Regions from separate parts of the Homo sapiens genome. Here region 1 is linked to region 2. Evidence: chromatin contacts called from ENCODE Hi-C or POLR2A ChIA-PET data. All regions are on one chromosome and are shown on one strand. The core of a region is the stretch at or near the end of the contact, and the rest is flanking DNA. Distances in the headings are between cores, read along the strand shown.

Region 1 (4,721 bases), core at 278-2,777, 700 kb before region 2:
CAGGATGCAGGTTAGGAGCCTGGGGTGGATCCTGGCTAGATCTCGGTGTGCTGCTGCTGCAGACTCTGGGAGGTCAGAAACTAAGTCTTTAAGGCAGCTCTGTCTGTCAGTGTTTCCCCAGGGCCAGCTCACTGCCAGGCACAGAGCAGCACTTAATAAATATTTATTGAATAAGTAGCTCAGCCACAGTGAGCTTGGTCAAGCCTCTTTCTACCAGTGAACCTCAGTTTCCTCTTCTGAAAAACAAGGATGATAAGAATAGTAATACTTTCCAAAGTTGGATAAAGATCTACTGAGATAATGTGTATGAAAGTGCTCTGCAAATCAAAACAAACTAAACAAATATTAAAGATCCAGAACCAACGTGCTGAAACAAAACAAAAAGAATGAATATACGGGAGAATGAGCAAATTTACGAGAAAGCAACTGGCTCCAGATGGTCATCAAATGAATTACTACAATGGAAAGGGACAGCATAGGTCACTCTAGTCCACTGTTCCAAAGTCCAAATAGCATTTCTCAGGCCACCTCTGTTCCAAAGGAGCAAAAAATCTCTCAAAACCTTTGTCCAGATTTTGGTATGACGAACACGGTTACAGTTACAATTGTACCCTGCATACCACTGGGCTCAGAGTATCTGCCAAAGCAAACTGGCATACAGATGCTGGGTGTTTGCTGGAGGCAAGGGACCAGCAGGGTGAGGGGCACCTGGAGGCTGTGCCTGCCATGTGGTTGCTCTGCCTCATGACCAAGTTTGTGTTCAGAGGAGTGTGGGCTGCACACAGAGAGAATGATTGGCTGGGAGGCCTCGGCCAAGCCATCAATTTCCTGGCTGTACACTGGGACCAACCACTGCTGCCTCCCATGGTAGCCACTGTGTAAGCACTAGTCCCCTTCCCTTTCCCTCTGCCCACTGGGGATTCCTGGCTGCAGCCTGAGAAATGAGTCCTAGCCTCCGTCACTTGGCTCTCCTGTGCAAGGCACCTTGGAGACAAGTCCCTTCCCGCCTTTGTGGGTGACTGATTGCGTTGGCTGGGCCCCTCTCTGGTGGGGGCTGGCTGAGAATTCCAACAGACCCAGTGGTGGACATGCCTACTATCAGACTGGACATATACACAGCACAACTCCGGAACCTTCTCACAGTCCAGTGTGTAAAACTGCTTGTGTGAGGGTCCCTAGCTCCTCTGACTCTTCCACCTTTAAGGAATTCTAAACTGGCACCCTGACCTTCAGGATCCTTAGAAAGCAAGATTTGTGGGCTTTTAGGATAAATGTGCTTGCTCCTAATTAAAGGGAAAGAAGGCTCAGCCCCTTGGGACCCTAAAAGCAGGAGTTCCCTTTCCAAGAAGCAGAGCTGAGCTGTGGGAAGAGACACGGTTTGGAGACAGTTGGCCTTGGGCCTGAGCTACCTTTTCCTTATCTGCAAAACAGGGATGGGAAGTCCATCTGCCTCTGGCTTATTGTACAGATTTCATGAGCGCCCTTGTGGAGCCCCTGGCGCAGAGCCAGGCAAACAGCAGGTGTACAAGAAATGTGCTCAGACTGCTACTTCCTGCCCCAAACCAGCAACACCCAACATTTTCCCTTCTGGCCCATCAGAGCGCTGGCCAAGCTTTCCTAAGGGAGCACAGCATCCTCTGCTACCCCAATTGGCTCTTCCCACTCCCATGGGCCCCACCCAAACCTCACCCTCTTGTGTCATCTGGATGCCTGCAAAGCCTCCTCCCTGTTGTGATTTTTATTCATTCCAATTTACCCAGCCTGATTCATCCTCTGGAAAGTCTTCCAGTTGTGCTACCTCTGCTCTAAAACCTTCCATGCCTCCCCAGTGCCTCTGCTTTTCAGCTGTTTAACACTGCCTACAACCTCCTGGCTCCACCCAGATTTTCCAGCCAGAGCCCTGATGCCTCAGCAAAACTAGCATACTGCTGTTTCCCTAAATGCACACTTATCATCCAGCCATGCCCTCTGCACCCACCTCCCTGGAATGTCGGCACCACCCTCTGCCTCTGCAAATCCAGCTCCCCTCAAAGGGCTCTTGTTTCCTCTGGCTCATGCTCACTTCTTCCTTCTCAGACAATGCTTTTCCTCAGCAGACGCTTAATTACAGAGTGTCACACAGTCTCTCATAATTGTAGGCTTGTCTTCTTGTCAGACCATAAGTTCCTCAGGGCAGAGACGCCTTGTCTGTCTATTAATCCCCATCCTCTCAGAGCCTGGCCCAGGGCTAGGAAGGCAGGGCCGAGAGAAGGGGGGGGGAGAGAGAGAGAGAGAGAGAGAGAGAGAGAGAGAGAGAGAGAGAGAGGAGAGAGAGAGAGAGAGAGACAGAGACAGAGAGAGAGAGAGAGGAGAGAGACAGAGAGAGAGAGAGAGAGACAGAGAGAGAGAGAGAGAGAGCAAGAGCGAGAGACTCGCTTTGACCACTTGGGACCACTTCTCTTGCTCCTATCCCATGAGGAAACTGTTCACTGGCCAAACCAGACCTCAGGGCTCCAGGCCAGTGATGTACAGAGACGAGGGAGCCCGGGGGAGGGAGGCAGAGATGTGGCTCTAGTCTTGCTCTGGGATCCTAGGCATCCCTACCCGTCCCTGGGCCTGCCTCCATGCTGTGGAACAGCCATGTTTTAGCTCTAGAATGTGGCTTGTATTTCTCTTTAAGGTAGCCTTGGTTTCTAAGAATGGGTGGGTCTGTCTGTTAACACAGCTGATTCCAGCACAGGTTGAGTGAGGAAAGGCAGCCACAGTCAGGTCTGGGAAATCTGGGAACCCGAGAGAGATTTACACCACACACCTCATCAACCTCATTACATTCCTGTAAGGACTAGACTTCATTCCTGCTCAGGTGTTCAATTCCACAGCCTGCACCCTGGCCCAGTCTGACTTGACAGTGCCTGCTGCCAGGACCAAGTAGGGGAAAGGTGACTTGCTTCTGAAAACCACCAATCCCCACACAAAACAAAGCTGATGATGGTGATGACTGCCATTTATTGAGGGGCTGTTACTACACGAGTTCTCATTTCCATCCCAATCTGATAGGGAGGAAAACGGAGGTACAGAAAGCTGACTAATCCAAGGTCACACAGCAACAAGCTAGGCTGTCATGCAAACCAGGGTCCTCTCAGTTCAGCTTTTCCCAGGTTGCAGCCGACAGGCTCTCAGCACCAGCATCCTCTAGAGAGCTGGTTTAAAAACCTAGGGGCATGTGATTCCTGCCCCAAGACCTGCCAAATGAGAGTGTCTAGGGATGGAGCTTTATAAAGACAAGAAACCCAAATTTTATATATGAGAAAACTGAGGCACAGAAAGGTGGCGTGACCTGCCAAGGTCATGCCGTAAGCATCCTCAGGAGTCCTGCTGGGACTCCAGAGCCAGCAAGGACAAACTTCCTGGGGGAGGTGGCATTTGACAGTGTGGGCCTCTAGGGGAAGAGAGGGCACTATAGGGGAAGAGGACAGCATTAATAAAGGCTGAAGCGGGAAAGGACAGGCAACAACTTCTCAAAGTGGCTAGGGGAAGGAAGAAATACATACAGAACCACGATGACAGCCTTCCCGCAAGAGCCCATCTGAGCTTCTGGGAAGAAAGCCTGTGTGGCATTTACAATCTGCAGGTCTCCAGCAGTGGCCCTCTGGGTGTGTCTGGTTGCTGCTCAGGATGAGAAAGCCACGGGAGGTGGTGACTCAGTCCCCACCCAGCCTCCAGATAGCCTCCTTTTAAATTCAAGATGAGCTCAGAGACTGGGGAAATGTCAAGAAAACCCTCCTCCCAGAACAGATGGGAACAGACCCAGGGAAGGCGGCCTGAGGGGTAGGCTATCAGGCAGAAGCCATAAACCTGGAGAAACGCTGCGGGCTGTGGAGAAGAGGCCTGGGCTACAAGTTTGCCTGTCACTGCTGTGGCTGTGGGCCCCTGAGCAGGTCCTTGTCTCTCTCTGGGCCCCCTATTTTTCATTCACCTGTGAAACAGGGAGAACTCCACTGGCTTCCGACTTCCAGGCCTGTTGGTGGAGAACAATGGTCGGGAAAGAGCCTGGCTGATTACACAATGCCTCACACAGCCTGGGAGAGATGAGAAGATCACTCCTATTACTATTAGAATAGCCACAGGTGCTTTCCTAGTTATCTAAACCCCAACCACAGGGCATGCGGGGGTGGGGGGGATGGGGGGGGAACTGGGCTGTCTAGTTCCTACAAAGAGAAAAGTCACCCAGATGTTTTTGGGAAGGGAAAGTTCACATTTATTAAGTGCCTACTGTGCACCAGATTTAAAAAAAAATACATAATCTCATTTAATCCTCATCATAATCCTGTAGTACAGATCTTGAGTCCAGATAAGAAAACTGAAGCTCAAAGAAATAATTTGCCCAAGATTACAAACGCAGTGAATGATGGAGACTGATTAAAACCAGGCGTTTGTGGTTCTGAAACCCAGAGTTTCTACTCTCTGGAACAGTTTCTTCTTTTTTTTTTTTTGAGACAGAGTTTTGCTTTTGTCACCCATGCTGGAGTGCAATGGTGCAATCTCAGCTCACTGCAACCTCCGCTTCCCAGGTTCAAATGATTCTCCTGCGTCAGCCTCCCAAGTAGCTGGGATTACAGGCGTGTGCCACCACACCCAGCTAATTTTTGTATTTTCAGTAGAGACGGGGTTTCACCATGTTGGCCAGGCTGATGTCGAACCCCTGACCTCCAGTGATCTGCCCGCCTCGGCCTCCCAAAGTG
Region 2 (4,474 bases), core at 1,100-3,599:
CTTGGTGGCTCACGCCTGTAATCCCAGCACTTTGGGAGGCGGAGGCGGGTGGATCACGAGGTCAGGAGATCGAGACCACAGTGAAACCCCGTCTCTACTAAAAACAAAAAAATTAGACGGGCGCGGTGTGGTGGGTGCCTGTAGTCCCAGCTGCTCGGGAGGCTGAGGCAGGAGAATGTCGTGAACCCGGGAGGCGGAGCTTGCACTGAGCCGAGATCGCGCCACTGCACTCCAGCCTGGGCGACAGAGCGAGACTCTGTCTCAAAAAAAAAAAAAGAAGATTGACAAGAGGATGATTGGGAGAGAAAAATATCCATTTCCCCACCGACACCCCAGGGACAAGAACAAAAAGAGTATCCAAGGGATTCCTCCAAACGACATCTTTTCTTCATAAAAGATAGTAAGAAAGCCAATATAGGGAAGAAGTTTATGGGCTAGAAGCAGTGCTGGAAAAATCTGAGAGTTTTGTTTGTTTTTGTTTTCCAGCACAAGGAGATAAAGCAAAGGAGAAAACAGTATGCACCTAAACAGAATCTTAGGTCTTCTAGAAGTAAACCACCAGGAGGATTCAGAGTCCTGTGATTAACCAAAGAAATGGTTTCCACTTTGAATCCAGCGCTGGGGGCCCAGGCAGTCCTAGACTTGAGGCCACCTCCAGCACAAGGAAAATCTTTATAGCCACTAGGTAAACAGAACAATTCCAAAGAAAGACAGAAACCAGAAAAATGTTTGGGGATTGGGCAAGCCAAGAGAGAAGAGATCCTGCTAGCGGAAAGATAAAAGATAGGCCTATCAAAAACAATGTGCTGGTAGCCCTTTAGGAGAGGAATCCTTCCCTGGGAGGAGAGGAGAATTCAGGAGGTGTGACTCTGGGAAGTGTGCTCAGAAGAAAAGCCCGCAGAAGCACAGAGAAAAGTGCCGTGCTGAACAAAGATACGCACTCGCCAGAGGAAGAGGAAATGGGTGCACTGACCAGACTGGGGAAAGCACCTCAAGGGGAGTGTGGCTCCAAAAAGGGAAGGAAACTGAGGAATGAAAATGTCTTGGATGACAGAAAAGCTAAACAGGGTAGGAAGGCATGCTCAAAACCACAGACCACTCGCCACCTGGAAATGAGAGGACTCACAAAAAGGTGTGCCCCCCAAATTTAAGAAGCATCTGGAAAGTGGCTGCACTCTGAGAGTTGTATAACTAAAAGGGGTTCACCTCGTACATTTGGGGGGCACAAGAAACAAATATACTCCCAGATATGAAAATGAGTCTCCTTCAGGAAATAAGGTAGTTTGATTTGGGGAACACGTGAAAAGTGTGTAACCCCAATAATACAGTCTCGGGAGAAGGCAGTGAATTCCCTTATTTGTGAAACTGGAAATAAGTACCCATAAACTTCAAAATTTGGACATTGTTTTCGGCCCAACCTCAGGTTTGAAGGGCTGAGGAAAGGAAGTGGCCCCTAAATGTAAGAAATTCCAGAAGGCATGCTGTCAGATTTGGGACCTGGAAAAGGGGAATTCTTCCTTGGAGTAGAGGGGATACAAGAAAGTATCCCAAAACTTTAGCTAATGGACCCCAGATCTGAGGACCCGATAACAGGGTGAACCTCTAAATTGGAACGGAAATGCAGAATCAAATTGGAGGCCCGAAAAAAGGAATGTGCTCCCACTTTGGGGGCTGACGGAAGAGGGTACGCCCTAAATTTGGGGGGGGGAGGGCTTTTAGAAATTTAGATAAAATTCCAGAGCTAGAGCTTAAGAAAGGGGGTGTGCCGCCCAGTTTTCAAAACTATAGAGAAAAGGGACACTCCCATATTTGGGGTCTTGAGAAAGGAATGTGCTCCCCAGAATAGGATAAAAAAAGCCAATTTTAAAAAACATATTCCCAAAGCGCAAGGCAATAGCAGAGGCTGCTGATGAGGCTCTAGGTGCCCACACAGCTCAGGCTCGGGCCCTAGGGCTTACCCGCACCCCCAACACGGCCCGCTCCGCGCCCCGGGCCCGCACCCCACGGCCCAGCCCCCTCGGGCGGCGCTGATTGGCGGCAGCCGCCGCCACTCTTGCGGGTAGCCCCGGGGATTGGGCACCGCTCGCACGCCCGCCACGCTCTCAGCAGCAGTCCCAGGGCCTCCCTCCAGGCTGGGCGAGCGGGGCCAGGCGGGGAGCGGGGCCGGGCAGGGGACCGAAGCAGCGGTGGCGTCCGTCGCCGTCCCCGCCCGCACGGCGCGCGCGCAGCGCGGGCCCGGCCCAACCCGGCCCGGCCGGCCGGCTTCGCCTGGCCGCGAGCTCACCTCACGGCCCCACTCCGGCTGCGCCGCTCCAGGACCAACCGACAGAAGGACTCTGCGTGCTCTGCACCACGTGACCCCCGGGACGCGCCCAGCGTATGCCCCGCCCCCCACACACACGCATCATCGCCACCACCGAGTGACGTAAGGTCCCAGCTGCCCCGCCCCCTGCCCCGTCTGCCCGATCACTGTGGCAACGGCCTGCGCAGGCCACGCCCACTACCCTGACGCGCGGGAAACAGGCCCGCGCCCTAGCAGGAACACGAAGTCCCCACTCACTCGTAATCACTGAGATCACCGAAGCCGGGGAATGGACGCTATCCATCACCCGTTAATTTTGCCACCTAAATGCGTCTCAAAGCTTCCCATTTCTCCATCGAAGCGACCACCATCTCTCTCCAAGATGAAGATGGTTTCCACCCTATTACTCTTCGCCGTTCTAATCCATTCTTCGTACACCGGCAGAGAGGTCTTTTCAAAACGCCATCCCCTGCTCAAAGCTCGTTTCCCTCCCTACTCCGGATTAAGATCTAACTCTTCACCTAGACTATCTACCAGGCTCTTCAAAGTCTGGACCTGACCTGCTGCTTTCTTATCCTCACGAATCCAGCTCCCCCACATTCTCAGTGTCCTTCAACTCCGCTAACAATCCAGGTTCTTCTCATCTCAGAGCCTTTGCACTCATTTCTCCCCCACTTTATCATTAACTCCTAGAAAGGTTTCCAATTGCTGCTAAGGATAAGGAGCTGTATTTTCTCTGGGGACGAAGGTCGGAGTTGAAGCCACCCCAAAAGAATATGAGACCAGGAGCAGTGGCTCACGCCTGTAATCCCAACACTATGAGAGGCTGAGGTGGGTAGATCACTTGAGCTCAGGAGTTCGAGACCAGCCTGGGCAACATAGCTAGACCCCCGTCTCTCCAAGAAATACAACAATTAGCCAGGCGTGAACGTGCGCACCTGTGGTCCCAGCTCAACCTTCTGAGTAGCTGGGACTGCAGGCCCATGCCACCATGCCTAGCTAATTTTTTTTTTTTTTTGAGACACGGTCTCACTGTGTCACCCAGGCTGGAGTGCAGTGGCGCAGTCTCGGCTCCTCATAACCTCCACCTCCTAGGCCCAAGCAATTCTCCCACCTCAGTCTCCCAGATAGCTGGAACCACAGGTGTGCACCTGGCTAATTTTTGCATTTTTTTGTAGAGACGCAGTTTCACGATGTTGCCCAGGCTGGTCTTGAATTCCTGGGCTCAAGCAGTCCACCCACCTCAGCCTCCCAGAGTGCTGGAATTAACACCGTACTTGGCCACTTTTTTTTTTTTTTTTTGAGATAGAGTCTCGCTCTGTAGCCCAGACGGGAGTGCAGTGGTGCGATCTTGGCTCACTGCAACCTCTGCCTCCCGGGTTCAAGCAATTCTTTGCCTCAGCCTCCCAAGTAGCTGGGATTACAGGCGCACGCCGCCACGCCCAGCTAATTTTTTATATTTTTTTTAGTAGAGACGGGTTTTCACCATCTTGGCCAGGCTGGTCTTGAACTCCTGACCTCATGATCCGCGCGCCTCGGCCTCCTAAAATACTGCGATTACAAGCGTGAGCCACCGTGCCCGGCCGAGTTTTTTTTTTTTTTTTTTTAGAGACAGGGTCTCACTTTGTTGACCAGGCTGGTCTCAAACTCCTTGGCTCAAGTGATCCTCCTGCCTCAGCCTCCAGAAATGCTGGAATTACAGGCCTCAGCCAGCAAATCCAGCCTGAGGGGTGCTTTTTAAACCAGGGCTGGAAACTAAGGAGGGTATTGCCTCAGTTGAGGTAGTCAGGGCAAAGAGCAGCCCTTAGGTAGAGACACTGTGGAACCAGGGACAAAAGCTTCAGCTACACTTGCTTGGGCAGTACATGTATTCTATTAAAATTGTAACATGGCTGGGCGCGGTGGCTCACGCATGTAATCCCAGCACTTTGGGAGGCCAAGACGGGCAGATTACCTGAGGTGAGGAGTTCGAGACCAGCCTGGCCAACATGGTGAAACCCTCTCTCTACTAAAAATGCAAAAATTAGCCAGGTGTGGTGGTGCATGCCTGTAGTCCCAGCTACTTGAGAGGCTGAGGCAGGAGAATGACTTGAACCCTGGAGGCAGAGGTTGCAGTGAGCCGAGATAGCACCACTGCACTCTAGCCTGGGTGATAGAGCAAGATTCCATCTC

What was found. A loop is a pair of places that touch in the nucleus more often than their neighbours do. ChIA-PET counts read pairs that join two places held with the same protein, here RNA polymerase II (POLR2A). Pooled maps may share reads with other maps.
Region 1: a loop to region 2 is called in a pooled map, with 5 times the contacts of the local background. The contact joins the enhancer-like site here to the promoter of PHF20 in region 2. A Hi-C loop is called at or near these places in 2 of 37 single-sample maps with no recorded cell type and 15 of 50 pooled maps. POLR2A ChIA-PET finds 5 or more read pairs at or near these places in 1 of 52 experiments (GM12878).

Annotation. Positions count from the first base shown.
Region 1 is chr20:36,464,602-36,469,322 of GRCh38, reverse strand. All of the region lies in intron 7 of DLGAP4 (DLG associated protein 4), which reads right to left. Among named protein-coding and RNA genes, the nearest start is that of MYL9, 75 kb to the left of the region's middle. RefSeq lists enhancers at 1,639-1,688, 3,708-3,887, 3,463-4,388, 4,389-4,721 and a silencer at 3,523-3,817. Within about 2 kb of position 1,527, at least 27 of the 41 ENCODE cell types and tissues checked have a DNase peak (open chromatin) inside an H3K27ac peak, as active enhancers do; they include GM12878, where a contact is called at or near this core.
Region 2 is chr20:35,769,890-35,774,363 of GRCh38, reverse strand. It overlaps PHF20 (PHD finger protein 20), which reads right to left and starts at 2,349. Exons shown (of 18, transcript NM_016436.5): 1 at 2,285-2,349. RefSeq lists silencers at 603-897, 1,902-2,281.